Linked DNA regions of Homo sapiens: region 2 is linked to region 1. The links are chromatin loops, found by intact Hi-C in ENCODE. Cell type or tissue: B cell. All regions are shown on one strand. Links, peaks and the distances in the headings refer to the core of each region. The heading gives the core; the rest is flanking DNA. Region 1 overlaps USP24 (ubiquitin specific peptidase 24). Region 2 has its middle 110 kb from the start of MIR4422.

Region 1 (14,662 bases), core at 5,079-13,078:
TAAGCCTTTCAAATATATATAGCTCTTCGTCTACATGGACACTCTGACCCCAGCTGCCTCATGCTTAATGGACAACAATTTAGTGAACTGACAGGTTTCCTCAAAGACAAGGAAATATTCACTTTGAAGTTTCCTAGCAGGTAAATAAAAGTTAATGAACAAATTGCAAAGAAATTAACCTTTTAGCTGACAGCAAAATAAAAGCTTTTGGGAGTGTTAGGTTTCCAACTATTTTGTGTACCTAAAGCAAAACAAAAAATATCAAAGGAATTCACACCTACTCAGAAGTCTTAAAATGATACCAGAGGTATTTTACCACTGCAGTGCTATGGCTCTAAGATAATGGAATTTAGATAGTTGATGACAAGCTAGACCCATTGTTGGACCATTCTGTTTTTCTATTAAATATAGGTGTTTAAAATTACACTTGAACTTTTTGGAGATAATCATTCAAAAACAAATGACAGATCTGGCAGGAATCACAAGATGCAAATTCTTTAGGCTTAAATGGGCTAAAAATTCCTAGGCAATTTTCTGTTTTGGAAATACTGCATATATTTTATTTTTTGACATCTGTTTATTAAACAGGGTGAACATTAAGTTAGTATTTTCATTTTGAATAAGCCTCCTCAGTATGCACGAAAATGTAAAATATAATCTAAATAGAAAGCACTTTGGTACTCCATGCTGTTGTTATAACTTAATACTACACTGAATGCTACTACATTTCATAAAGTTAATTCTTAAACACAAGGATGACTCAACCTCAAACGTGGTTTCCATGCTGAATACTGCATATGTTTTTAAATGTCCATATAAATAAGGACATACTTAATTTTTAAAATATTTGCTAAATATTTTTTCTTTTTAGACCAACATGTCTTTTCACAGGAATGATTAAGGCAAATATGAAATGTCATCACACCTTGAAGCAGTAAGATATTGCTTGTATGAAAAGTTATCACATCATACAAGCAACAAGTGGAGTGGGAAAATGAAGGACTATAATTATATGCTCCCAATCAGATTGTCACATGAAATGAAACTTGGAAAAAATGCAGGTACCCTCTTAAAATTTTTGACTTTTGTGTACTTAAGATACATGATATAATAATTAAGACTGCTTAGGCACTGATATGGATTCTATTCTTTAGTGCCTGGATATAACTTCCTAAGACAAAGCAAAATCATTCAGGGCTTTATTTTCTTCAGACCAAGAGTGGTATGAGGGTCTGACCTATTACTCTCCAAGAGCAGAACTGATTTCAGTTGGTCACTTTCCCATAGTGCTTTGTTTACACTCTGCCATCCAGACTCAGTATATCCAGCTTCCATATGTCTTACTCATAAGATCTTGGAGTGAGTAACTTGTTTTTTCAACTCTGTTCCCTTAACCACCACCATGACTTGTAGACAGTAAACAATTAAATGTATTAAAGCTTCTTTTGGGGAGGCTAATTACAACGAACTGAGTGTTTGTATTCCCCTAAAATTCCTATTTTGGAAGTGAGGTCACAGTGAGACGGTGCCATCTATGAACCAGGAGGCCAGCCCACACCAGACACCGAATCTGCTGGTGCCTTGATCTTGGACTCCCTAGCCACTCCAACTATGAGAAATAAATGCTTGCAGTTTAAGCCATCCAGTCTATGGTGATTTGTTATAGCAGCCCAAATGGGCTAAGGTAGTAATAAAAATATCTTTTGCATATTCAAAGGCAAAAACGTTTCAATTTATAATCTATTTCTTAAAACTAATTTTCAACCAATCATCACATAACAGAAACCTATTTACTTATTTCTGACATCTGAAAGCATGAATCGATAAATCCAAATAGACCTGTCAAAATGAAATGGAAAGAAATTAGGTTTCTTACTTCTAAGTTGTAGAGCACTCTGAAGGTAGACATTCCCGGGGCAAAAGATCGAAACAGACTTTCTAAAATTGAACTGGCACTTGGCTGGTGCTGTTGCTTTGATGACAGGGATGGAGATTTTGAGGACTGAGAACTTGATTCAGACAGCAATGTTTTCTAAGTTTAAGAGAATGAGAAAGACATAAACTACTTAAAAGGACAAATTAAAGAGAAACAGATCTTAGTACACGTCCTAATATTCTTTCCCTCTTTAATATAAGCCACACCAATGCTATTTTCTAAAAATTAACTTCATAAAACCACATCACTCCGTAACTATTAAAACATCAAACTTCATCATACAAATTCTAAATGTTCAATAAGATTCAAATACTACGTGAATGCTTTTGAGCATGTATTCTAAGCAACACCTGAGAAGGTCATTTTAATTAGTTTCTGTGTTTAAAATTTGTATCTCTAAATACTGATAATAAAATTATAAGATTGCTAAAGTGGTAGGCTTGAAAAATCTGTTAAGCTAATACTAGTGATATATTTTATAATTACATTAGTTTTATCCTTTAAATTAGTGTATAAGCAATAAATGACATGACTGAGCTGATCTAAATTTCTACCACTAAATTATAAAATAGAAAATATAGTTCTAACAACTTTTTCTACATCAATTTATTCTGAGAACATAATTAAACAATATTATAGATACGACACAATTTCAATATATGGATAAATCCCTTAAGGAACAACATTCTAACAATTAACAAAAATGAACTTTAAATATCAACTGTGAAAAAATTAAATGATAATCCATTTATATTAGCAACTCAGACATACGCAATGATCAGATTCAAAGAGGCATCATGGGTAATGAAAAACGTCTCAACTGAATCACAACTAGAGTCTGATCTGGGACAAGTAACTTCATCCCTCTGAGCTTTGGCTTCCTAATATATAACATGAGGAGGTGGAAAGGTAGATGGTACTAAAGGCTCTTCCAGTTCTGACACCTGATGTCATTATTGACTTTATATAAATACTTTAAAAGTCAACATTAAGTTCTGATTTCCATTTATAGCAAAGGTATTTCTCTCTCTCTCTTTTTTTTTTTTTTTTTGAGACAGGGTCTTGCTTTGTTGCCCAGGCCAGAGTGCAGTGTGTAATCTTGGCTCACTGCAGCCTCGACCTCTTGGGTTCAAGCTATCCTCCTACCTCAGCCTCCTGAGTAGCTGGGACTACAGGTACATGCCATCACACCAGCTAATTTTTTTATTTGTAGAGATGGGGTCACCCTACATTGCCCAGGCTGGTCTTGAACTCTGGGGCTCAAGCCATCCTCCCACCTTGGCCTCCCAAAGTGTTGGAATTACAGGCGTGAGCCACTGCACTGGGCTGGTGAAGGTATTTTTCAAAAGAAGAAAAAACATTATGGGAAAGATGGTATCATATGACCTTGATGTGATTTCAGGTTGTATTTTCACTCACTGAATTGTGATATAAAATTGCCATGCTAGTTAAAAAATACTCATACCTTTCTTCCTAAAGAATCAAGTTGATCAAGGGCTTCCTGAATGGCTGGATCAGTGGGTATCAAGAGCAGAAGCTTCCGTACTCGTAGAGTTATCCTGAAGTTTTTCAAATACAAATTTTTTCATATAAGCCATAGTTTAATTCAACAAAGTCCATTAGTATGGAATATAAAATAAAATGCATTTCAAGTGAAAAGTTACTTGGCTCCCTAATGTTAGTAACTTTCTCTCTGCCAAGCCTCACAAATATTTATATTTACCTTGGCTCTTCCAGATTGGCGAGCTGATAAAGCATGTCAAATACGTTACATACGAGAGCCATCACTACACCAGGGAGGGATTTCTCCTGATGGAAAAAAGCAAAATAGAAATTCAAATTTACAAAAGAATGTTCTCCTTTCCTAATCAAACTTACAAACAATAAAAATACTAGTTCTGAAAGGCTGGCTGGTCACTGTAAAGCTTGAGGGAAGCACAGTGCTCGTCTGTACTGAAGAACACCACATGGTAACATATTAGACGAGGGATCACTACCTCCTAGCGTGTATTACTTGCTCTCCCTTCTCCTGGCCACCTGCTAGTGAAGGGACTAAGGTGCCAAAAGGCAGGCACAGTAGAAGAGAGGTAAAGCAGAGAGCATGTGTAATTAATATAATGGAGAGTAGGCACCACTGAGCTAATGACTGCTCCCCAGTAGAGAACAGGGGGAGTGATGTGAAAACAAAAGTAGTGTGTTTATGTATCGACATTCACACACAACAATAAATACATGTAATTTAAGTTGAGACAAAGAAGTTACCATGTTTTTTTCCCAAAGATCAGAAAAGACAAAATGGTTATAACTGCATAAAAGAGATTCAGATATGACTAAAGCACTATTTTCTGGTTATAAGGAATAAGAAATCGGACATCATTACACAACGTATTTACAAGTGGGAAGATTTTTAATAAATTCAGGATAAATGTGAGACAGTTAAAAATTATTAAACTTGAAGATACTATGTACACTGTTTTTGTTATTTAGCTGCTATAATATCATTCTGAGTGGGGTTTCTTTTTAAAATTCTTGTTATATATGAAATATAATTTTTAAAAAAATTGAGATGGGGGTCTCGCTATGTTGGCCAGGTTGGTCTTGAACTCCTGGCCTCCAACAATCCTCCTGCCTCAGCCTCCCAAACTACTAGGATTACAGGCATGAGCCACCACACCCAGTCTTCAAATACAGTTAACTCTGACAACCCCACAATACCAACACAGGCTGAGTATCCCTAATTCAAAAATCTGAAATGTGAAATTCTCCAAAATCGGAAACTTTCTGAGTGCTAACATGACACCACAAGTGGAAAATTCCATGCCTGACCTCATGTAACCGATCTCAGTCAAAATCTTGTTTCATGCACAAAATTATTTAAGATGTTGTATAAAATTACCTTCAGGCTGTGTATATAAGGTGTATATGAAACATAAATGAATTTAGTGTTTGGATTTGGGTCCCATCCTCAAGATATCTCATTATGTATATGCAAATATTCTAAAATCCTAAAGACTACTCAACTTGCACTAAACTTGAAGAGTTCTTTGATCTCTCTAGTAAGGTTTATGCTCTGTAAATTAAAAAGATGCAGTCACACAAAGTCTTACATTTGGAATTAAAGAAATATATATAATAACCATAGGGGGAAATATATATAATAACCATAGGGGAAAAAAAACCCTATATGTCTTTTAAATACCTTTACTTTACATTAGCTTGCTTTCTAGACTATAAAAGCCTAAAAAGCAGAACAGTCTTACGCAGCTTTGTACACCTGGAGTCCTAACACAGAGAAGGTACAAAATAAACTAATTCATGAAGTCATTGAAATATTGATTGAGTACCTATCATGTTCTAGGCACTGTTTTAGGTGTCGAGGACGCAGCAGTGAACAAAACAGAAGAAAATCTGCTCTCATGGAGCTTACATTTTATTGGGAGAGAGAGATAAACAAGATAAATAAAATATATAGTATGCTAAAGAAAAAATAAAGTAGGGAAGGGAAATAAAAAGAAATACAGGGGTAGGAAAGAGGCTGAAAATCTAGACAAGACAGTCAGAGAAGGCTCACTGAGAATATGAGTAAAAGCTGAAGAAAGTGAGAGTGAGCCACCTGCATCAGGAAAGAACAGTTTAGGCACAGGGAAGAGCAAATTCACAGACCATGCTATTTGAGGACCAACATGGAGGCCAGTGAGGCTGGAGTGGTGAGAGAAGCTCACAGGAGACAACCTTGGAGAGGCTCCGGGGGACACATTAGGAAGGCCCTGAAGGTCCCAGTAAAGACTGGCTCTTATTCTGAGTGAGACAGGAGCCACTCGGGCCGAGTGGTACAATCTGACTTATGTTTAGTAAGATCCTGGGCCACTGGGTGCCCTGTAGAGAAGAGACTGAACTGGTCTAAGAGCAGAAACTGTGAGAGCAGTTAGGGCACTACTAAAATATGCCAGGTGAGGCATGGTGATTGCCTAGACTGGTGTGCAAGCTGTGGATGCAGAAAAAAGTAGCTGGATTGTCGATGGATTCTGAAGGTGGAGTCAAGAATTTGGTCATGGACACGGGTGTGAAAGAAGGAACCCAAAGATTCTGGCCTGAGCCAACTAGAAGACTGGAGATGCCATCATTTGAGATACAACAAGGCTGTGGGAAGAAGAGATTTGGGGTGGGAGTGAGGTAGTGGGGAAAAGGGTATAAGGAGCTCAATTCGGGATAAATTAGGATTGGGGTGCCTAGTAGACACTTAAGAGATGTTAAGTGGATGGATCCATTTATTTCAGGTTAAAACTAAAAAGTGGAAGTTAGCAATGTACATACAATATGCAGAGACTGGAGACTGGATGAGATTTTTAAGGGAATGACTGTAGACAGAGGAGAGGTCCAAAGATTGGGCCAGGGAACTTCTCAGTACAGAGATCAGGGAGATGAAGAGAAATTGGCAAAGGAGACCAAAAAACAAAAAACCAACCAAATAAAAAACCAAACAGGCGGAGAGACAGTGGAAATTCACACCAAGTCCCGAAAGCCAAGTGAAGAGTGTTCCAAGGGGGAAGCGATCACACGTATCAGCTTCAATGAAATGTCAAGAAGATGAGGACTAAGAGGTGGAGGTGACAGACCAACTTGAAAAGAGGCTAATTCTTATCAACAGAGATCAAGAGAGGATGGCAAAAGAAAAGCTGGAAACGAGTTCAGACAACTGTTTCAAGGAGCTTTGCTGATTTTGGAAGGAGAATGGGGCAGTAACTGAAGGTGTAAGTGGGATGAAGAGATTTTTTTAAGATGGAAGAAATAACACAACAAGCTTGAACACTAATGAATCCCAGCATTTGTTATACAGTTTGGAAGAGTCAGAACAAAAAGACAGTGACTGTTAAGTTCTTGTTTTTAAATGGAAATTGATCACCCAGTACCTGCTCCATGGCATATGAAGAACTAAAAACCCCACTGCTGCTGCTGCTGGAGCTGGTTGAAGAATCTGCTGAACTCCCAGATGGGGTCCCACTGCCAGAAGTCTTCACTGTAAGGATTTGTTCATCAGAAAAGCCCAGTTGGTGGAGTAGCTTTTGATCTTTATTCACTGTCAGCTGCAAAAAGTGGTTTCTTAATTATTGAGAGGAAAAGGAAGAGGAAATTATTCATATCAGGCTAAATATTTATATTATATCATTTATTATTCATCAAAACTGCTTATTTAAACCTACCAGGCTATCATTTGTAAATATCTGTATATTATCCACAGGAGAGCACAACTGCTTGGCTATTTTCCACCGGACACTCCCTATGGTTTCATTACTGTGAGCCTGTAAAATAAAATTAAACACGTTGTGAGAGAATTCATTTATTTATTCATTTAAACAACTGTGAGTGAACATCTACTAGGTACTGGGCACTGTTCTAGAAGCTGGGAACACAGCAGAGAACATAAAGACAAGAACCCCTGCCCTCGTGAGGCTTCCCTTCTGCTATAATTATGTTCCATTCTACACTCCACCTCCTCCCCATCAAGCGTGGAATGAGACCTCAAGCCCTTCTTCCACTGCAGCGTTGTCCACTCTTTCCCTTTCTCACTGTGCTCCCCTCACACCAGCCACCTTGCTTGCCTTTGTACCTGTTCTTCCATTTGCCTGGAATGTTCTCCCAAGCAAACGTCATTTACCCTGTCACTTTACTCAAGTTTGTGCTCAAATGTCACCACCTCAGAGAGACCTTCCCTGTCCATCTTTACCTAAAATATTTTGTGCATTCCCATCTTATCACCCTCCTCACCAATGTATCCTGCTTTACTCTTATTTGTTCTTTACAATACTTAACCACCGCTTGACATTATATAATATTTATTTATATATCTGCTTGTACCCCACAGTTTCATTTCAGGTCTTTATTCTACATTTGTTTACCAAACTACCTTTAGAATGATTATTCATGCAGCTAACTCAATCAAGACTGCTTTATGAAAATAATAAGACAACATGAAAATGGCTGTAGTTCTTAATGTAAACCTACCTCGACAGTGAAGGTATCTTTGGTAGACTCATAGGTAACATTAAGGGTTAAAAGATGTCCATGAAATGAGGCACCATGAGGTAGAATAGTTCGTGGAACAGAGTAAAAATCCTTAAAAAACGAATAAGTCAAGTCAGATGGACAGCACCACTGATAAACACATCAAAAATACATATCTATGTATATATGATGAATGAAGATGCTTTTTTAAGAAAAGAGAGGCTAACTGGGTGTGGTGGTGTGTGCTAAACTCCCAGCTGCTAGAAAGGCTGAGGTGGGAAGATCGCTTGAGTCCAGCCTAAGCAACATACATCTTAAAAAAAGGAAGTGGCTTACCTCTATAGTGATCACATAGCGCTCTGCCAGAAGCAGCAATCTCTCAATTATTACAAGTTTAGTAGATCTATAGATTAAAAAAAAAAAGTATTAAAATGTATTTGAAGTGTGATGATCTGAGCTCAGTTCTAGTCTGTTTCACCAAAACCACAATAACAGTTAGCACTCACTGGTCAAAGACTGAAATTTGCAAAGATTAAACTTCCCTTTTACCCAATGGGGAGGTGGTTCTACAAGCTCACAGCTGTAGCATACAGATGGAATAAGGGAGAAGCCTATACCTCCCCATGTTTCCTTTCCTTTTCTTTCTTCTTTTCATTTCTTTAAACAGTTATTCCATAAATGGAGGACCTGGGTTTCTAGGCCTATCTGTCCATTAATTTATCAAGAATGAAATGAGTGAGTCTGACTTTATCTTATAACTAAAATATGATATACAATTCTGTGAACACATGAAATCTGACAAAGTTCTGAACTGCCTGAGAATTAGAAGACAAATGCAAATCAGTAAGTACGACACAAACAAAAGTTGCTATCTAAAAATGAGATCTGAGGTCTCTTTTGGTTGAAGACTTATGGAATCTTACTTATCATTTGAAATAATCAGACTGCAATATTCATCAGCTTATATAGTCATAGCCCCATACTTTACTAAAAAGAACATTACATGTATTAACATTAAGAAATGAAAATCCAAGTCCCCTTAATTTAAACATTTTCTATTCCAGAGAGTCTAGATATTTCAAAGAGGTATATTTCTAAAACTGAAAAGAGGTACTACCATTTTTTAACAATTGGTCTGGTATGCTGATTAGCAGTACCAAAAATTTCACTCTAAAAACAGCTGGTTAAACACATTTTAGCAGTTCTATTAAATATACTTAACAGAGTTCTAAATTATTCCAGTCTATGGGCAAGAACTAGAACTTGAAATTCAGACGAAAAATTTTTAGAAAATATCTAAGTCCATAATAAGTGAGTGAACTATTTTTTAATTATGCCTCAATAATGAATTAAATCACAGACAGTATTATGAAATACTGTACAGATGACAGAAACCCCCCCCACCCCAAGTTGGAACAATTATGGATACTGAAAAGTTCTTTCCAAACTAGTGAAATGAGATAAACTACAATGTTCTGGTTCAAATTCGACTTTGAAGCTATATATTCTTATTAACCCTATTTAGAGTTTATAATATTTTAAAATTATTATGTGGTTTTCTCTGTAGTCCACCAAATATGAAATGATTCCGAATAAAAAGCACTTAGTAAAGAGAAAAAAACAAAAAGCATACTCATTTAAAGAAGTAGGAGTTTGGACATCCTAACCCAATAGCACATAAATATACTTACATTCGAATTTATCAGATAAATGAACCATTAAGGAACTGAGTCATAGAGATGGCTACATATTACAAACACATAATTGGGAATTCTTAATACACATTTTAAATGAAAGTCTATTTGAGAAATACTTCCAAGAATGTGGGAATGTGAAAGTCATGTTAGTGTTCTTATCATGAGTTGAATCTATCATTACTTCTGCCATTTAAAAAAGAAGTCTGAGAAAGCTGAGTTTATTGGCTTCCTTCATATTAACAAAGTACAGTGACACAATACTCAACTCATTTTAAAAAAGAAGAATGGAAGAAAGGACTCATTGCTTTGATTCCCCTTTTTAAAGGAAGGCTTTAACAAGCAAAGGAATATCCCGTTGTGAATAAGAATAGCCATTCTAGAGTAGAGAAAGACTCTATGAGTACCCATCACTAGAGGGCAGCAGCAGAGTGAGGTAGGGAGAGCAAGTCCTTCTCAGAGCACTCGCCAGTTTTCTGGGAAATAATGACGTGGTGTTGCTTACCAGCAGAGGCTCATAAAAAACCCACAAAAGTATTTTAGTTACTTCCATCTAATGTTCCAAATTATGCATGGTTTCTCCTATATCTCCTATTCATGAAATCTGAGTTTAGTGAAATCTGTTATCAGAGAACTACAGCAGACACTAAACTCAAGATTTCATCAATATCTGAAAACTCAAAAAACAGCAATGTGATTGAGACAATGTCAGTTTAAAGTTTTCACACAAACATTTGGGGATAAAGTTCTCACTAAAAATTATTTTGAAAAATACTTTTATTATTTGAATAATATTTTAGTGACTATGATTATAGTCACTAATCATATGCAAGCATAATGCATACTTTTAATTAATCATCTTCTACTTCATTCTGCTTACCCTATTAATGCCCTGAGTTTGACTATTCAAGGAGAAAAGCTATATCTAAGTAAATATTTTTAACTTGAAAAAAAGTAGTTTTCATACAATGTATGTGTATTGCATTCTAAACAGTAAGTTATTCATACTACATAGAATAAAAGTAAAATGAATCAAATAAAAACTAAAACAAGAAGACCTGTCCACCAGGTAGAAGGATAGGGACAGGGAAGTACTCGGGTGGTCCTGGTGATGACCTACACACAGAACTTCCAAAGAGGCACAGATTCAGGGATGTATGATGGGGAACATGTAATTCTCAGGATTATGACAGCTTGCAAAAATTATGATATAAAATGAGGAAATCAATAACTGAGAAACCTACATAAAAAACACCAATCATTTTAAAAAACTGACATATGTGTGTTGTGTATTTTTCACTTCTGATCACTTACCTATAAGGAGACTGAACTGAGGTTGCTACAGTTGGCATGGCAGTTGCTGTAAGCATTTTTGTTGCTCTGGTCACAGCATGTGTTAGAGTGGGGCCACCAAGTGCTGAACTGGCTGCCTAAAAAATACCAAACAGTCATTCTCTATCAGGGTTTCTCAACCTGGACTCTAGTGACATTCTGGACAGGATAATTTGCTGTTGCAGAGGGCTGTCCTGGGCATTCACTGTAGGATGTTTAACAGGATCCCTGGCCTCTACCTACTTAGGGACCAGTAGGATGCTTCTAGTTGGACAACCAAAAATGCCTCCAGATATTACCAAATGACCCCCAGAGGCAAAATAAGCCCCAGCTGAGAACTAGTGCCCTATATATGTTAACACTTACATGGGACCTCATAAGGGGTATTCGAATACTTGAATTTTTTTTATAATGACATATTTGGATAGAAGTCACAATTAGGGAAATACCGTACATATTCTAGCACATATTTATCACCAGAAAGCTTAACTTATTGGAATTGGGAGGCAGTAGCATTTTATGCTTTTGGAACATTTTTGCTTAGATGTAAAACTTAAGCATATCAACTGAATATGAATGTTTAAGGCTTTAACCGTCATGCTGGAAATAAAAGAGATACATGTGAGCTAGCATTACACAGCAGGCTTCTAATGGACAAAGACAACCAATACCACCTACTACTAACTGTCTTGCTGTGGCCTTTAATAACATTTATGGTATAACTAGGTGAAACATGAAGAAAAACAAAAAAAGAAGCAGTGCTTATATAAAATACCTGAACAGGAAAAGAAAAAAAAGAAAAAGATTCTATTACAAATATGGAATGTATAGGTGACCTATTTTCTGAAGATAGTTCCTATACTCCAAAAGGGGAGGAAGGTGGATGGAGTGGGGAAGACAGGTGGTGAGAGGGAGAAAGATTTCCTATAGAGTACACTTATATACTGGGCAAACATCTGTTCCCTATGCCACAATATGGTACTGTTGATAAATTCTTCAATAGGATCCAGCCACAAACATCAACATTATAAATTATCTAAAAATATAAAATTATGAAAGAAAAAAAGCATTTACCTCAAAGAGATGTTAAATAAAATTTGCTACTCACTTCTAATCTTGTGTAGCAATCAGCAATGAATTTCTTATGTAAAGATACTGAATCCTGAAAGAGTATATGGAAATTACAATTAGTCCTTGACATTTAGTTGTAATCATTATTCAGGACAAAATATCAAAATAAAGAAGCCAATTTTTGGTCATGCCAAGGATCACAGCTTATCACTAAAATATACATATAATTTTCTGCTTTTTTGTATATGGATAACTTCTTTCCTTAGATACCTACCTTCTTTAATCTAGGATTTAGATTAATGTAACTATAGTTTATGATTAGCTGAATAGCTTCATTAGCAATTTCTTCATCAGGTGATTCCATGGCTATTTTCCAAATGAAATCCATTCCTATCAATTCCAGCTTTTCTACATACTGTTCAAAAGAAAAAAAATTAAATTATAAAGCATATCAAGATCACAAAGTTACAAAATCACAGATAATTATTTTGTTACATCATGAGTCCACACCTCTTCAGTTCAATATGAATTAAGGCTGCAAAACCTCAGCTATATGAAAATAATATTATACTGATATGGAACTTTAAAAAGCAACCAACCACAGAAGCACTGGGCAAATTCCACGGGAACCAGGATAGGTACAGAGATATCTCTTCAGACATCCCTAGACCCAAACTGGACACACAGCCCAACAGGCTACTGAAGCAGAAATAGAGCAGGAGTGAGATGGGCACCATCTTCAGGAGCTTTTCTTCAAAAGGAAACAGTCAAGCCAGAAGTGGTCACTAATTCTTGGGGCTCAATCTGGTCTTTCTAAAGCTCAGTAGTAAACAGTAGGACCCAGGGCTTGTAAAATCTTGTAAAAATTCTAACCACCCAGGAAGCCATGTCCTGAATAAAAAGGACTTGGAAAAAGAGTTAATAAGCCTTTTTTTTTTTTAAAGGAGCATGTGTAAATATAAACATAAGCTGTACATCCTAGTTTTCCTGCCTCACTGTCTATTCCTCAATTTTTCTCCCCAAATCCCTGCCACTGTGATCCCAGGACGAAGACTGTTCTTGCTTTTTTAGGTACATGTGAATTGCTGGATCTGAGGAGTTCGAAGCTTAGGTGAACTATCCCTGCTCTGCATTCATGTGGCCACAGGAGGCCACTGGCTGTCCCTAGATCAGCCAGAAACAGAGAGATGTGAGAGAGAGCAGTGTCCTCGCAGGTAGCTGGTGAGGCATGGTAGTGCAGGTAGGAGCCTCCCTTACACTAGGAGAAGCTCTGTCATCAACATAGAAGCTGGCAGTCAAGGAGATGCTGTTCTTTACCAAAAAAATCCATGTTATCTCTCAATTATAACACTTTTTTTTTTGCTGAATATCAAGTTATACTAGATTATCCAAACTATCTAGATTTGAGAATAACGTACTTACCAACTGAGCTCCTTGTCTTTTCAATCGATGATCACAAAGATTCACATTTTCAAAAAAAGTTTTAAATAAGTTAAAACCTGTAATTATAGAATGCCAAATAAATTCATGTACTCTACGTAACACAGATAATCAATGAAAAGACTCAAAGTGGATCAAGAACTAAAACCATAAGACTCTTGGCATTGGCTTCTTAGATATGGTACCAAAGCAGAAGCAACAAAAGAAAATATTAGTAAATCAGATATAATCAAAATTAAGTGCTTCAAATGACATTAACAAGAAAGTGAAAAGACAACTCACATAATGGAAGAAAATACTTGCAAATCAACTATCTGATAAGGAGCTAGTACCCAGAATATATAAAGAACCCTTGCAACTCAAGAATTAAAAGACAAACCAATTTTAAAATGGGCAAAAGATTTTAAGATTTCTCTAAAGAATATAAACAAATGGCCAATAAGCACATATAAATAGATGCTTAATATAATTAGTCACCAGAGAAGTGCACATTAAAACCATTAGATTTGGCCGGGTGCGGTGGCTCAAGCCTGTAATCTCAGCACTGTGGGAGGCTGAAGCAGGAGGATCACCTGAGGTCTGGAGTTTGAGACCAGCCTGGCCAACATGGTGAAACCCTGTCTCTACTAAAAATAAAAAATTAGCCAGGCATGGTGGCATGCGCCTATAATCCCAGCTACTCGGGAAGCTGAGGCAGGAGAATCACATGAACCTGGGAAGTGGAGGTTGCAGTGAGCCAGGATGGTGCCACTGCACTCCAGCCTGGGCGACAAGAGTAAGACTCCATCTCAAACAAACAAACCAAAAAAACACCCATTAAATTTTGATACCACTTTATACCCATTACGATGTCTAAAATAAAAAAAGGCAGATAATAACAAGTATTGTTGAGGATGTGAAGAAATTGGAACCCTCATATATTGCTGGTGGGATTACGAAATAGCGTGGCACTTTGCAAAACAGACAGTTCCTGAAAGGTTAATTATATGTCAGAACAATCTGACTTCTAGATATACATCCAAGAGAAATGCAAACTCGTACCCACTGAAAAACTTGTACATGAATGTTTACAGCAGTATTAACCGTAACACCCAAAAAGTGGCAACAATCAAAATGTCCATTAGTTCAAGAATGGATAAATAAAATATGGTATACCCACACAGTGGAATATTATAAAGCCATAAAA
Region 2 (16,340 bases), core at 8,341-16,340, 200 kb after region 1:
CTGTCAGGCCCTGGATCATTTATATCACCTTATCAGGGGCTGAGAGACTTTAGGGAATCTTCCAGCCAAGCCCAAGAGATTGGCTCTTGGGCTCCAGTGATTGATCCACCACAAGAAGAGCATGCTCTTGGGTAGCTGCTGCCCCTTCAGCCTGGGCCCTGGAATAAAAATATGTGGAGCAGACTTGACCACAGTTTGCCGCTACACTTAGCTGTCCAGCAGGCTGAAGTGGAGCTTCCCAGCCAAGCCTAGCCTGAATTGACTGAACCATCATTGATTTGCAGATCTGTAATTGTGAGAATAAATTCTTGTTGTCAAAAGCTATTGAGTTTTGGGGTGTTTGTTATGCAGCATTATGGAAACAAAAGCTGCCAAATACAGTGGGTTGTGTTCTAAAGTCCACATGCAGGTTTAAAATGTGAATGATGGGACCTACACCCTGCTGCATCTGGAAACATAAAAGAGTATAACTTTAGGAAAGCAACATGAAGCTATATCTACAAGAAGAGCTTTATTTTCCAACTTAGAAAATAACCAGGGACTGGGCGTGGTGGCTCATGCCTGTAATCCTAACACTTTGGGAGGCCGAGGCAGGAGGATCACTTGAGGTTAGGAGTTCAAAACCAGTCTCGCCAACATGGCAGAACCTCATCTCTACTAAAAATACAAAAAAATTAGCCAGGCGTGGTGGCAGGTACCTATAACCCAGCTACTTGGGAGGCTGAGGCAGGAGAATTGCTTGAATTCGGGAGCTGGAGGTTGTGGTGAGCTGAGATCTCACCACTGCACTCCAGCCTCGGCAACATAGCGAGACTCTGTCTCAAAAAAAAAAAAAAAAAAAAAAGCACAAGAAAGAAAGCCCCACAAACCAGGAATATGGAATGGATAACAGTTCATCACAGTGTTATTCCTAATAGTAAAAATTGGAAACCATCTTGAAGAATAACGTTAGAATTATGATCAAGTAAACAATAGCCATATAATGGATTACTACATAGTCTGTCAGGACTAGGCTTAGCTAAGAAATACCTAAAATAGTGATTTAAGCCAGATTGAAACTTATTTCTCTGAATAAGTGAAGTCTAGAGGGAGGCAGTCCACACCTGGTGAGATGGCTCAATAGTCAGCCTCTTTCCAGCTTTCCACTCCCCATCCTTAGAGTGAGGCTCAGTCTTCGTGGCTCAGGATGGGTGCTGGAGAACCAGCCATCCATCACATCCACATTTCAAGCAACAGGATGATGTATGTATGCTGTCACTTTAAGGAGACATCTTAGAATTCCTCATACAACACTTTGTTTATATTTCAGTGGTAAAACATAACCACAACAGTGTTCCCAACTAAACATTTGGGTACCGTAACCATGGAAGAAAAGGAGAATACACATTGGGAGGCACACATACGCCTACTCATTAAATTTATAACCACGAAGACCTCCAGGGTGTTCCGCCTTACAATTTACCTTGGTGTCTGATAGCTACTGGACCCTTTGCCTCCGTTATAAAATAACTACATTCCCAGAGTTTGTTGGAACAAAGAATGCCCGAGTATTTCCCATGGATTGAGCGTGGGCCACGTGTGAGAGGGAGCTAGTGTGAGAGGTAGAGGGAGAAACAGACTCTGTAGAAAGAGGCGAGAGGCGAGTGTTTGGGTTCCTTGGGGCTGCAGGAGCAGCGCGTCAAAGGAACTGCAGGTGTGGGGCTTAGAGCTCACAGACTGAGCTTTAAACACAGCTGAGCTGAGAGTGTGATAAAGCTGTCTTATGACAGTACCAGTCCATTAAGAACTTACCTGCCTGTCTCATTTTACCTCTCTTTCCTCTCTCCCCATCCCTGGGGAGCGAGGAGGCACAGTTAGTAAGAAGGGTGAGGAAGTGTGGAAGTATCAGGTGGAGAAGGAGGGAAGAAGGATCATACCTTTCCTCAACCTACTCCCCTGCAAAGAAAGCTTCTGGCTTGCAGCAGTCCCCTAGCTATGGGGAGGGGAAGTAGCTGACCCTTTGAATGAAAATTGGAGCTCTGATTATTCCATGGGACTTTTAATACTTGAATTGAGACTACATCTTTGATTTAAAAAGAAGGCAGGGCTTTTTTTTTTTTTTAAATCACATACGTGTGAACGGAAGATTCATGAGAACTGTCATAATTTTCATCTAGAGGCAGAGGAGGAACAATTTTTCCCGATGTATTTTAAAGGCTATTATGAGACAAAAATAAAAGCACCACATCCTATGAGTCCTATTTGTTCACCATGTCAGTTACATATAGGGCAATACTTACGTAATAATGTTAGCCAAAAAGGCAATGTGCAGATTTATATAATATGACCCAACTATGTGAAAACACTGAGAGAGAGAGACAGGGAGTGAGGGAGAGAGAAAGAGAGAGGTGGGGGAGGTGGGGAGAGAGAGAGAGGGAGAAAAAGGAGAGAGAAGATAAAGGAGGTATGATAGGAAATAGCAAAATGTTCAAAGCATTGTTGTCTGCCCTGGGATGGAAGGCCGAGGGGCAATCTTGTCCTGTGAGCTCCCCAGCCATTCATTATTCCATGGCCTGTTGGCTTCCATCTCTGTATCATAACACTTTTTAAAAAAAAATTTTCACTGGGCGCAGTGGCTCACGCCTGTAATCTCAGCACTTTGGGAGGCGGAGGCGGATGGATCACGAGGTCAGGAGTTCAAGACCAGCCTGGCCAACATGGTGAAACCCTGTCTCTATGAAAAATACAAAAATTACCTGGGCATGGTGACAGGCACCTGTAATCCCAGCTACTCAGGAAGCTGAGGCAGGAGAATCGCTTGAACTCGGGAGGCTGAGGCTGCAGTGAGCCAAGATTGCGCCACTTCACTCCAGCCTGGGCGACAGAGCGAGACTCTGTCTCAAAAAAAAAAAAAAAAAGTTTGAGATTGTTGGTTTATTGGTTTATGTGTCTCTGATTAGACAGTAAACTACTTCAAAGGAAACATGGCTTCATTCAGCTTTCTCTCTACAGGGCCCAGAACAGAGCTTAGAACAGTTAGTGTAGAATAAAGGTTAAACACTTATTTAAAAAGACGGAACATTATTAAAGCAAAACCAAACCAAAACAAACAAAAACAATAGGCAAAGCTGAGGTCAAAAGCTTTAGCTGAGTCCCCCAAATGTTGGAATCATTCTCCCATCTCTACTCCCAGACGATTTGCTTACCTTCCCAAAATGCCACTAGCCCTGCATTAATGATCTGTGTGCTCATATTAGTTATCTGTAAACAACTTGAGGATTGGACCCATATAATAACAATAATAGTATTTATTTGACACCTATTACCTGCTGGGCAGGGTGCCAAGGCAATGCTGCCCACACTCTAATACATACCTGGGGACTTGTTAAAAAGCAGATTCTGATTCAGTAGGTCTGGGGTGGGCCTGAGTTCCTGCATTTCTAAAAGGTGTTGCCTATGCTGCTGGTCCCAGGACATGCTTGGAGCAGCAAAGTGCAAAGGACCTTAACCCATTTAATTCTTCAATCAATCCTTCAATAGGCAGGTACTATTTTACTCATTGCATTTTGCGATAAGAAAACCGAGGGTCCAAGCAGGCGAGTGAGGGTCATGCACTTATTAGCGGCATTGGCATTTGGACACAGTGCTGTCTAACTTCAAAGTGTGGAGTCTTTCCACAGTGCCACAGGCTCAGCTTGCACAGGGGCCTCTTACGGGAGCCATCTTTGCACTATCGGACCCTGGAAGGAAAAAGAAAAGGGAGAAAAAATTGTGTTTCTAAAAATAAACCTTGGGCTCTGGAGGAAGGCAAGGGACTGTGAGGGATTACTGTCCACTGGAGAAAGCACGAGCATCCTTTTCCGGAGTGTGCTCATAGGCTCCTCTCACAGCCCCAGGCCTGCCAGGAAAGGGCTCTCAGTTCCAGCTGGGGGAGGGCCAGGACCTATCCCAGTCTGCTCAGTGGGATAGCACCGGAATGGAAGCATTAGCTTTAATGGGAAAGGCCTGTTTGCAGGCGAAGTAAAGTCAGTAACTCACACTTCAAACACCTGCAGGTTCATTAGCATCCTGACAACCCTCAGGTGAGGAAGGAGCTGTTATCTCCATTTACAGACGGGAAAACTGAGGGTCAGGCTGGCTCTCAAGCCTGGGTCTTCTGATTCTTTCAAATCCTATGTGACACAACACTGAGCTCTTTGGGGTTCATAAAAGGAGGACCAGGAATGATGGAAAAGATCCAAACATCCGTCTTTGAAGGCGGGAAATCTGGGAGGAATGACCCTCGGTTCAAATCCTGCCACTTAGGAGCTATACAGCAGTGAGCAGGTCAGTGGGCCTCTCTGAGCCTCTGTGTCCTTCTCTGTAAAGTGAGTATAATGATTGTGTGTGTGTACATATCTACGGCTCATTATTCATAGATTTCCTATTTGCAAATTTACCTACTTACTAAAATTTATTTGTAACCCCCAAATAATGCTTGTGGTGTTTCTGCAGCCATCTGTGGACATGTACATTGTGGTGATAAATTTGAGTTACTTGATGCATGTTTCCATCTGAGGCTGAACAACGCAATTTCCTGCCGCTTCATGATCTGTTTAGTGCTATGTTGTTTGCATTTTTGTGCTTTTTTCTTGGCCATGTTGCTGTTTATGATGGCCTCAAGAGTAATACTAAAGTACTGTCTAGTGTTTCTAACAGCAAGAAGTCTATAATATGCCTTCTGGACAGAATGTGTGTTACATAAGCTTTGTTTGTGTATAAGCTGCAGTGCTATTGGATGTGAGTTCAATGTTAAATACATCAACAGTATTTGTTTAATAAGGTGTGTTTAAACAGAAATACATAAAACAAAGTTATGTATTGATTAGTTGATGACAATGCAACAACCGGAGGTTGCAGGAACCTAACTCTGTACTTCCCCTAGGAAAGATGGTTCAGCATTCACAAATTCTGTGTTCACAGTAACTTTACAGAAGATAACTACTGCAAATAACAAACACGAGTTGACTGTATATATTTCAGGAACACATTGAATGTCAGTTCCTTTCTTCTGCAGTTTTACTCATTGATCTTCCTTGGAAGGGCCATGCTGGTGAGCCCTAGAGACTGTAGCCATGGTCAGAGGCAGTGTGGCAGGGTAGGTAGGATAGTTGAGTGCATGAGTGTGAACTCTTCTTATAAGACCTTAAGCAATCTACGTCACCTCTCTCTTTCCCATGTCTGCAAAAGAGTGTCTTTGTTGTCCATGTCTGTAGAAGGTGATGATATGGTATCTGCTTTATGGTTTGTTATGAGGATTAAGTAAGCTAAGATGTATAAAGTGTTTAGAACAGAGCTTGGAAAGCAGGGCTGGGACTAGGGTAAGCTGCCTAGGGTGCAAAAATCTATGGAGACACTCACCCTGTGCTTGCTTGCCTCCTTAAATTTTGTGCTCTGGGCTGGGCGCAGTAGTTCACGCCTGTAATCCCAGCACTTTGGGAGGCTGAGGTGGGGGGATCACCTGAGGTCAGGAGTTCAAGTCTGGCCAACATGGTGAAACCCCGTCTTTACTAAAAATACAAAATTAGCTGGGTGTGGTGGTGCACACCTGTACCCCCAGCTACCTGGGAGGCTGAGGCAGGAGAATCGATTGAACCCAGGAGATGGAGGTTGCAAGGAGCCAAGATCACATCACTGCACTCCCTCCAGCCTGGGCAACAAGAGAGAAACTCCGTCTAAAAAAAAAAAACCAAAAACCAAAACCCAAAAACCAAAAAACTTTTGTGTTCTGGGTGTCTTTCTCATTTTGCCCTTGTCCTGGCCCTGCTGGCAAATGAGTATTAGCTACTGCTATTATTAACAGGAAGTCCCCCCTGCCCTTCTGGAAAGGGTCCTGGGGCCACTGTCAGCTGGCCTGGTTTTCTTTGAGGCCCGACCATCACTACGGGTGCAGCATGCTGTCTCTTTGGGCCTCTGTTTCTTCATCTGTCAAATGGATCATCTGTCAAATGGAGATGACCTCATTCTTGATGTCCTTGACCACATTGCCCACCTCTGAGGGTGGCTGTGAGGATCAGATGAGATAATGGGTGGGCAAGCTTTTGTAAACTGTAAAATGCAGGACAAACAGGAGGTGTTATTACTCATCTGTAATAGCCCCTTCTAGCTCGGTCATCCATCAAACAATCTCAGCTTGAGTTGAACCTGCTCATGGCTTCAGCCCGCACCGCCTCTCAGGGAAATGAGTTCCATATGGCTAACCTCCGTGGTAGGAAGGAGAACATTATTTTTTATTTATACTAAAAACTACATTTGAAAAAGCTTCACGCCTGGCCTTTTCCAAATCTGATATCCTGGGCTTCGGCTTTTACCTCGTAGGCTTGCTTTGGTCTTTGAAGGTACTGCCATAATTTTACAAGAAGACAGAGATGAGACATTTGTTGAGGACCTACTATGGGCTAGGCAATATGTTAAGTGCTTTAGGTGAACCCTCGGTAGTCCTTACAATAACTCTGCCAAACAGGTCCTTTTATTCTCATTTCACAAGTGTGGAAATGGAGGCTAACGAGATTGAGTAGCTTACCTGGAGTCACAGTCAGTCAATGGTGGGGCCAGGATTTGAATTTGGTTCTGTCTGAGTTTAGAAGTGAGGATAGGGAGGTGCTGGAGGCTGGTGTTTCTAACACCGGCAGGCTTGGGGGGTCACACAGATTGTATATAACCTTCCTTACCTGCTGGGTGACCTTGGGCAAGTTACTTTAAACTCTCTTAACCCTCAGTTTTGTTTTTCACCTGTAAAAACAGTGATTATAATAATGTTTACCTTGTAAGGTTGTTAGGAAATTTAAATGAGTTAAAATATGTCTAGCATTTATCACAGTCCCTGGCTCAGAATAAGTACTCATCAATGCTAGTTACTGTTTTAGGATGAGGAAACTGGCTAAATAAGTGGCCCCTTGGTATGGAAGGATAGCTATGTTTTGCGGTGGGGTGCAGAAATGATGCACTTACAAATGCTCCCAGCCCCCTTCCTGTGCCTGAGGGGGTGAGTGCCATTTTTCAGGCTCAGCTTCTTCTCCACCCACTCCTTCTCCTTTGGAGCCTCTTGTAGTCAGCCCTGCTCAAGTCCAAGAGCTCACAGCCATTCGCACTTCCTCCATCACCTGAGAGCATTATTCGGTACTTAGAAAACATCATTTGTTGTCTTCATGATTTTGTCTGTAGCTCACTTTGGCCTTTGCAATGAGAAGGAGAGGCTTTGAAGGCTGGTTGGGTGTGTGGGAGAGCAGAGACAGGGGCTTTGGGCAGCCAGGTCCTGAGCGGAGCACCTTTTTACCCCGGGGAGATGCCAGGAGAGAAGCTAGGGTCAAAGCCCGAGTTCAGTGCCTCTTCCCTGTGAAGAAAGGAGTGATCCCTCTGTGTGTGTGTGTGTGTGTGTGTGTGTGTGTGTGTGTGTGAGAGAGAGAGAGAGTGAGAAGGAATGTGAGCAGGAGGATTGGGAGGGCTTGTGTAAGAGTTTGTACGTGTTAGAAATGTGTAGAGCGATGATAAACTCAGAGCGTTTCTAAGACAGGAAGCGATTGGAAGTGCTGGGTAGCGAGTGTGAGGATGTGTGTTAGGGAGTCCGTGTGTTTTCCCCATGTGAGAGTGAACAGTGGAGGTGCAGCAGATGTGTGGCCGTCAGTGTGTGTTGGGGTCTGCGAAGGATTTATTTAGTCTCCCCTTCTGTGGATCTGAGTGGGAAGGTCACTGTACCAGTGGCTGGGATGTGGAACAGAGCGGGCTGGGGAGTGGGAAGGTCTCCTTATTCCTGCACAGGAAGTCCCTTCACAAAGAGATTGGGTAGCAACGGATGCCAGGAGATGGCTGCGGCCTGGCCTAGTGGCCCCTTCCAGAGAACAAGGAAGGGAAAACAGATAGTGTTTGCACAAGAGATACTGAGAACCAAGTGCTTACGGGATTATGGGATCAAATTCTTATGAGATTACCAGATTGGGCAGGCTCTGAGGGATGATCTGGAGAGGACCTACTTCCTCAATGTAAGGTGGGATCCTGAGGTCCAAAGACAAAAGTCATTAGCCTCTGGTCGCAGACTTGACCTTGAACTTCACAGGGGCTTCAGGGGCTTGGCCCAGTGAAAAGGAGGAAGCCTTGGCTGGGACGATGGAGTGGCAGTGTGGGTGGACAGGATGGAGGTCTCCAGGGGCAGTGGTTCAGTGCATAGATGTGATGCCATCCAGAGTCGTCTGGTGGGATGGCGGTGGGTGATAATCAGCTGGAAGGGGCACAGCTGCAATTATGTGACTGGTGGCAGGGTTGTGGGGGTCAATGTCCAGCCCTCTGCAGTATCTGGGAGGAGTCAGAGAGAAACTCGTGGCAAGGAACAAAGGGAAGACAGGAAATGGGGGTGGTGAACGGGGCAAACAAGGCAGAGCAAGGCCCATCTCAGGCTTTGCTGGAGGAACCCAGGGCAGCTGCATGCCCTCCCAGGCTGTTTGAGTAGGGTGGCCAAGGCCTGGGTGGGCACAGTGATGGCTTATCCCTTCCATCTGCCCTTGGAGGCAGGCTAGCCTCATCCCGAGACACTCAGCTGACCCACAGCAGTCCTAGCTGCACCCGAGGTAATCTTTTGGGAACCCATTCTCTCCTGTTTGATCCCAGTGTGCTCATTCTGAATCCTTTCCTCTGGGTCTGAGCTCCCTAGTTCCTGCTCCAGTTGTGACACATCTCTGCCTCTCCTGGATTTGGTGCATAAGACATGCGGGTGTCTCCCACTCTGGTCATTGTCATTGTTTTGGGCGGGCATTTCTGTGAAGGTCCCTCAGATAGGGCCTCAATGGGGCCACCCTGGCTTTCCTTAGGAGATGGAAGCTGATGGAAGCTGTGCCCACCAGAGACCCCACCACCAATGTGGAGGATGTATGGGTGGTGGAGGCTGCCCCTCAAGCAGGCCACTTGTGGGAGGAGCCCTAGGGCTGGGTCTGAGGAGGCACAGCCCAGCCTGATGCAGGAGTCGTGGGAGGAAGATGAGGTCAGTGCCAGGAAGTAGAGTTGTGTTGGAGGCTGGGAGGGAGGTAGCTGGAGGGTCAAATTTGTGGGGTGGAGTGGCCCAGAGTGGCAAGCAGGCCAACGTCAGCACGAAGGAGGTGCAGAGAGCTGAAGAGGTCTGAGAGAATAGAGCAAGGGATCTGGGGATCCAGTCTCCAGATGCTAGTCCTCCCAGTGGCTCCTGGGCAGGGAGAAATGAAGGACATGGGTCTCATTTGCTGATCATGTGTGAACTCATCTCCAGCAAAGAGGAAATGTTAGTTGAGGTTCTCTGAGAAGCACATGCCAAGAAAGGTTACTTGTTCGAGAGATGTATTCGGGGAATGCTTATGAAGGTTAAAGGAGAGACAGCAGGAGTTGGCAGGGTGAGCTGGCAGCCTTGATGCAGATCTGTTACCTGGGAAAGCAGATCTGTTACCTGGTAAGCAAGGAGGGTTGGGCAGGAAGGTCTCAGACTGCAGCACACCCCAGGGTAGTCTTGGCCAGGCTGCTGTCATAGTTCCCAAGCCAAGAAGCCCACGGCTGGAGGCCCACATCTGGTAGGAGTGGGTGGGCACCAGCACCCCACCGTGCCTGTCATTGGCTGGGTGCTTGTCCAGGGAAGCTGTGCCTCAGTGCACATGGGGTGGAGGGTGTAGAGGGGCAGCAGCCGTGGCGGTCACATCGGCATCCTTGGCTGGGCCTCGTGAAGGGCAGCTGGTGGTGTATTTCCATGGCCTTTAAATGGCCTAAAGAGGCTGGGGGAGGTGGCTCCAAACTACTTCTGGGGGCACATGACTCTTCATATTGCCTCTTCCAAACACTCACTGGCAGTTAGTTCCTTAATCCAATTCATCTGGCACTTACTGAGAGTCTACAAGGTGTACTTTCTGTACAAACTTTAAGACAAGCAGCCTCTGCCCTCGAGGGGCCTGCTCCCTAGTGACGGTGATCACATGTGCTAATGCCATCGGAGTCATCAGAGGTGCAAGGTGAGCCTTCCAAGGGGTTGGAGGAGAGGGAGAAATGTCCACTTAGAAAAGTAGGTTGAAAGAGAGTTCAGGAAAATGGTGTATATGAGTGGGTCCCCCTGAGTGATTGGAATTTGTCAGTGGAGGGAGGGAAAGGGAATTTGACTCCAGAGGAGGTTGGTATATAGCAGAGATGAAGAGTTGGAAAGAGCCATGTTTGAGCAATAATGGGGGCTCCTTTTGGCTTGAGGGGAAGCACAAGGGCAAGCAGTAATGGATAGATTTGGAAGAAGGGGTTGGAGCAGGCAAGGGATTTTATGCTATAACCTACAGGGAGTTTGAGTATGGATGGGCCATGATCTCTGTGGGGGCTTGAAACATGCTTATATGATAGACCTAAAACGTTTCATGAATCTCCCAACCCTAAGTTGTCCAAAACACTGCAGCTAGGTAGCCCCAGGTATCTTTCATTCTATAATGACAGAGTCATTCCTTTGGCTAAATAATACCCTCTTCAGCCATCCCCTGTTTAATGCAACTTCTCTTTGATGAGATGACCGAGCAAGCCTGCTCAGCAATCAGTCACACTTTAGTATAAATGGGTTTATCAGCCGTTTTCTGTTCAGGCTATTTGCTGTTAGAAGGGCCCTTAGGAATTACATAGTACCATCCCTCTCCTTGTTCACAGACGAGGCTACTAAGAGCCAGAGAGCAGAAGTGATTCTCCAAGATTATGCAGCCAGCTGGTGCAGAGCATACCCTCAAACCAAGATTCCATAATTGAGAACACAGAGTCTGTGAGCAGGAGGTGGGGAAAGTTTATAGCAGGCATCAGAGGCAGAAGAAGGGGCAGGAGGGAGGGTGGGGTGAAGCAGGAATCTGTGGGAAGAGGGTGGGGAGGTCAAGAACAGAAGAAAAGTCCTGTAGTTGATTTTTTTTTTTTTTTTTTTTGAGACAGAGTCTTGCTCTGTTGCCTGAGCTGGAGTGCAATGGCGCAATCTCAGCTCACTGCAACTTCTGCCTCCAGGGTTCAACCAATTCTTCTGCCTCAGCCTCCTGAGTAGCTGGGATTACAGGCGTGCGCCACCATGCCCGGCTAATTTGTGTATTTTTAGTAGAGATGGGGTTTCACCATGTTGGCCAGGCTGGTCTCAAAATCCTGACCTCAGGTGATCTGCCCACCTCGGCCTCCCAAAGTGCTGGGATTACAGGTGTGAGCCACCATGCCTGGCATGGCAGCAATTCTTGTTCTTGAGGTTTTCCATATTGTTCGATTTTATTCCGTGTTTGTCTCTGCAGCTGAGTCCTGTAGTTGAAAAAGCACTGGTGCCTGGGATTGAGACCTGGGTTCTCTGGTTCTGTCACTAATTCTCCTTGCAACTAGCAAGTCACCTCCCTTCTCTGGGCTTGTTTACACAGCTATAATTGGAGATAATAAAAATGTTCACCTAGACTCATGGTGAAGATAAAGGGAATTAAAGATGTGAAAGTTTGCTTTAACCAAAAAAAAAACTCTATAGATATATGGTGTTATGTGCATATTATTAATAGGGGTAGGCTAGGGTTATGATGATGAATAAATAAGTCACTCCATGTGACATGCTTAGCAAGGGATAAAGTGCTCAAAAATTAGTTATTATTTTTCTTTTTTATAATTTGACCAAGAGCCAATTTATCCAGAGACACTTTTGGAATGGGTTTAGGTGTAAATCATTTTCCTTAAGAAATCTGAACCCGAGCTGCTGTCCAGAGGCCAGAGTGCCGGGGCTGAGCTCTCACTCCTGCCCTAGCCCCTGCTCAGTTCAGGGGTCTCGTGGAGGGCGGCTGCAGCTTAATGTTTCATACTGTCTCTGCTACTCCACCTCTGTGAGATAGCCACTCTTACTATTTCTGTTCTACAAAACATCTCAGAGAGGGGACACACCTTGTCCAAGGTCACAGAGCCGGCCTTAGTTGTGGCCCAGAGCAACCTGGAGTGGAAGCTGCCAGATTTAATACCACCTCTGTGGAGTGTGAGCAATGGCCCGAGGTCATTGTGTGTAGGGGCCTAGCACTATGGTGGCAGAGGCAGGGGTGTGGCAAGCAGTCCTCTACTCTTGCTACCTTCAAAGGACTCATGTTTTTAAGGAGATGGATGTGTTAACATTTAACTGTGGCAATAAAGTCATCTTTAGAGTCATTTAAATTCCAATTCAATCCCATCTCCAAAATTTACTAGTTGTGTGACTTGAATAATTTAATAACAATAATAATCATAAAAAGCTTCCACTGTTTCATACTTGTCACTAACACCATTCTAAGTGCTATATATTACAGCAGCTCTAATTTTTTTCTGGTAATTTGGCAAGAGAGGTATTATTATTTTCATCTTGCAGAAGGAGCTGAAGCTTAGAGAGCTTACAGTGAATTTCTCTAAGCGTATCAGTCAGGGTCCAGTCAGAAGATAGAAAATGCACACTCATTTGAGTAGGGAAAGTTTAATATAAAGAGCTGCTAACTAGCAACAAGGAAGATTAACTACTGAGGGGTAAGGGTTACTTGAAATAATGCAGGAATAGAGGATTTAGGGAGCAGTACTACCTCTAGGGCTAAGGCAGGGTACCCAAGGAAGGAACACATCTGGAAGATAACACCCTCTCCTCAAGGCTGGGATTCAGACCTCATTGGATGGGTGTGGCTATAGCCCACTGGAGGATGGAGAGGTTTGCTGAAGTGCCACAGTGGGAAACCAGCCTCTGGGGTGCTGACAAAACTCTCCAGGGATTTGTCTTCTGGGAGTGTGACAAGACTTCCTGGGGAGCCACTCATGGAAGTGCTGCTGAAATTTGCTGGGAAGCTACCCTCTGGGATGCCGGTGAAACGTGCTAAGCTATGAGCATAACTGGATGTCCTTTACAAGCTGGTTGCTATTGACAAGGAGCAAGAAGGCAAGCGTGTGGAACCAGGAAGAAAAGTCCCCTTGTAGTTTGCCTGTAGTGCCCTCTACTGACAAAGCTTAATATAATACCAGCCGGTGAAGGAGAAATGTTCATAGGGTCCAGCTCCAGCCTCACAAAACTGGGCAATGAAGAATGAATGTGGCACTGAGAGGCGATACACTGATAACTGGCACAGTAAATATTAGAACCTATGAAAACCCAGGCTTATCTGACACAAAAGCCCAAATTCTTTCTACTATAACACTGCCTGATATGGTTTGGCTGTGACCTCACCCAAATCTCATCTTGAATCTCAATCTCCATAATCCCCACGTGTCAAGGGCGGGACCAGATGGAGGTAATTGGATCATGGGGTGGTTCCCCCATGCTGCTCTTGTGATGGTGAATGAGTCTCATGAGATCTAATGGTTTTATAAGCATCTGGCATTTCCCCTGCCACCCTGTGAAGATGGTGTTGCTTCTTATTTGCCTTCTACCATGATTGTGAGTTTCCTGAGGTCTCCCCAGCAATGTGGAACCGTGAGTCAATTAAACCTCTTTCCTTTATAAATTACTCAGTCTTGGGTATTTCTTCACAACAGTGTGAGAACAGACTAGCACACTGCCTTTTTTTTTTCAGTGTCTATGATTTTATTGGAACATGGCCATGTTTGTTTACATATAGTCCTTGTCTGCTTTCACACTTCTACTGAAGAGATGTGTACTTGTGCCTGAGACCTTATGTCAGAGTGCTTACATTCTGCTCAGCACCCTACAAATCTCAGTGATGGAGTTATAATGCCACAATGTTTTGAGGGCTGTGTGTATCTCTTTACTTCAACATTTTATTTAGTTTAACTGCCAGTTCATATCCAGAACACTGACTTTTTTGACCTTTAGTCTTCCCATCTCTAAACTGGCAACAATAATACTTAACTCATAGGAGGCTGTATGCATCAAATGAGATGACATAAGTGTAGGTTTGGGATATGAGAGAAGTTCATTGAGAGTGGCTTACTGGCCTGCCTTTTTAATAGAACTCTGTAAGAGATTTGAGGCATAATCAAGCCCATTTTTCTAATTTCATAGGAGACAAAACTGAGGTACAGATAGACATGATTTAGCTCAGGTCTCAACACCTACCAATGGTTTTGAGGACAATAATTAGAATCTGGGCCACCTGACATTTATTTCATTTCTTTTCTTAGTCAAACTCTGCAGCTTCAAATTTGAAATCTTAGTTAGCATTGAAGTAGGGAGAGGGTATAGCTCCATGTGAAATTATTTAACAGTGGCTGGCCTTACACTGAGGCCAATACCAAGACTTAAAAAAAATTTACAAGGAGAAAAGGCTATTTTGGCCAGTCCGAAATTTTTTCTTAAAGATCAAGTTAGAGTTTTTATTTTATTACCAAATTCACAACATGTGACAAGTCAAGTTCATTAACAATAATAACATTTTGACATAGAGAGGAATATAAATAAATATTCCATTACCATAAGAGCGTCCTCTTGGACTTCTCATTTCCATCCCCAATTTCCTCCTGTAATTGCGTGGAGACCTGGTAACAATATTCCAGCCTGAGTCATCTGGGAAGGCTACAGTCTCTTTCTCAATTTTTCAAGAGTTTCCACTTGTGGGTTTCTCTTCCAATCTACATATTCTCTTTGGGGGATTGCAAACGTAAGTCTGGTTTTAGCTGTGTCCTCCAAATAATAATTGCCAAACCACTGTCTTTGGGTCAGACCTCTCTGACCACCTTCAGACTTCCCTTTCTAATGCCATCCGGGCATGTCCACATACATTTCTCCAGGCACCTTAACCTAGTAGTCCCTCCCATAATGAGCTCAGCATTTGCTTCCAGATCTGCTGCTCCTGCCTTTTGTCACTTCTTCCTGCACTTTGAGTTTTGATTCTAGATTCTTATCATGGACCACAGGCCCTGCCTAAGTTGGTCTCTGCTACTCTCTCTCATTCATATTGTGCCACTCTTCCTTTTATTCATTTTCTTACTTTTTCATTTACATCTTCAAAAGCCTTTCCTGCCCCAAGGTCTTCAAACAAGATGATTTTTTATTTGTTTGTTTTTGTCTGATATACTTGTCCTCTGACTTTTTGTCTGGTAAATTTCTTCTCATTCATTAGGCCTTCGTTTAAATTTAATGTCTTCAGAGAGACTTTCTCTAACTGCTCCTGCCCGGTTGTAAATTAGAACTTTCTTATTATTCTCCTTCATGCCACTTGTCCTAATTTGTAAGTGTGTGTTTATCTAAGTGTCTATTTGATCAATGATCTTCACCACCACACTTCAGAAGACAGGGTTCCTGGCCAGTTTTGCTCACCAATAAATCCCTAATACCTGCGCAGTATGCTTGACATATAGAGGACCCTCAGTAAATATTCATTAAATAAATGAAGAAGTAATTTGTTGTCATATGCGACTCTGCTTTTCTCTTCATTTTTCAAATAAAAATGACTGGCAACTTCTTTTAACATTACCTCCTAAATATTTCTCAAGCTACTCCTTTTCTCTCCATCTTCATTGCCAATTCTAGGGTTTAGGCCTCCTTATTTTCTCACTGGTGCTATCAGAGCACATTTCTAATTGGTCAGTGCATTGCAATTCTTGCTCCTCTCCACAGCTACCAAAATATCTTTTTAGAATAAAAATCTACTTATATCACTTTGCTGTTTAAAAAACTCTCAGTTGCTACTCATTACCTCTTGAAATGTGGCCAAGATCTTCTGTAAGGCCTTTCTGGCCTTCAAAAATTGGTCTTGCTTTACCTTTCTCCACCTTCATTTCCCTTTACTCTTTGCTAGAATGTAAGCTCCACGAGTACAAGAGTATTGTCTGTTTTCTTCACTGCTGTATCCACATTGCTTATGTGTCAGTGAGCTATTGCTGTATCACAAACTATCCCCAAATACTTAGTGGCTTAAAACAACAATCATTGATGATTTCTGATGAACCTCTAAATAAGCATGATCTGTTAATCTGGGCCAGACTCGACTGAGTTTGGCTGGGCTAGCTCATGTCTCTACCATGTATCACATCAGTTGGAAGGTTGGCTAGGTGCTGGCTGGCTTAGGATAACTGTGATGGGAAGACTCAACTTGCTGCATGTGGCTTCTCATCCCCCAATAAGTTATCCCAGACTGCCTGGTGTGTGTATGTGAGGGTCAGGAGGGTAGCAAGGTGTCCAAGAGAGGAAGTGGAAATGTGTACGTGTTTTCTCAAGCTTCTACTTGTGTCAAGTTTGCTACTGTCTCACTGGACAGGGTAAGTGACATGGCCAAGCCCAGAGCCAGAATGGAAGAGACTGCAAAGTTACCAAGCCATGGGTAGATATAGGAAATCTATTCTTTGGGGCCACTAATGCAATCAGTCAGCTACAGCCTAGAACAATGCCTGGCACAGCGTGGTGTGAAATACATACTTTTTGAATGAATATGTGATACTTT

What was found. A loop is a pair of places that touch in the nucleus more often than their neighbours do. Peaks named below come from ENCODE experiments on the same cell type or tissue, not always from the same donor. Only the 100,000 strongest peaks of a DNase experiment are listed, where the experiment ranks them.
Region 2: a loop joins it to region 1, with 38 times the contacts of the local background. A loop is called at or near these places in 17 of 110 quality-filtered maps.

What each region holds. Positions count from the first base shown.
Region 1 is chr1:55,130,669-55,145,330 of GRCh38, forward strand. USP24 (ubiquitin specific peptidase 24) reads right to left here. Exons shown (of 68, transcript NM_015306.3): 21 at 13,459-13,535; 22 at 12,311-12,451; 23 at 12,074-12,127; 24 at 10,948-11,063; 25 at 8,276-8,342; 26 at 7,940-8,050; 27 at 7,138-7,236; 28 at 6,847-7,020; 29 at 3,660-3,745; 30 at 3,402-3,495; 31 at 1,877-2,032. Among named protein-coding and RNA genes, the nearest start is that of USP24, 77 kb to the right of the region's middle. In B cell, for the core only: a CTCF peak has its summit at 10,068 (motif pointing right); a DNase peak (open chromatin) is centred at 10,063; H3K27ac peaks cover 1,587 bases.
Region 2 is chr1:55,325,365-55,341,704 of GRCh38, forward strand. No RefSeq gene overlaps it. Among named protein-coding and RNA genes, the nearest start is that of MIR4422, 110 kb to the left of the region's middle. RefSeq lists enhancers at 9,134-9,635, 9,636-10,135, 12,796-12,885. In B cell, for the core only: a CTCF peak has its summit at 12,951 (motif pointing left); a DNase peak (open chromatin) is centred at 12,927.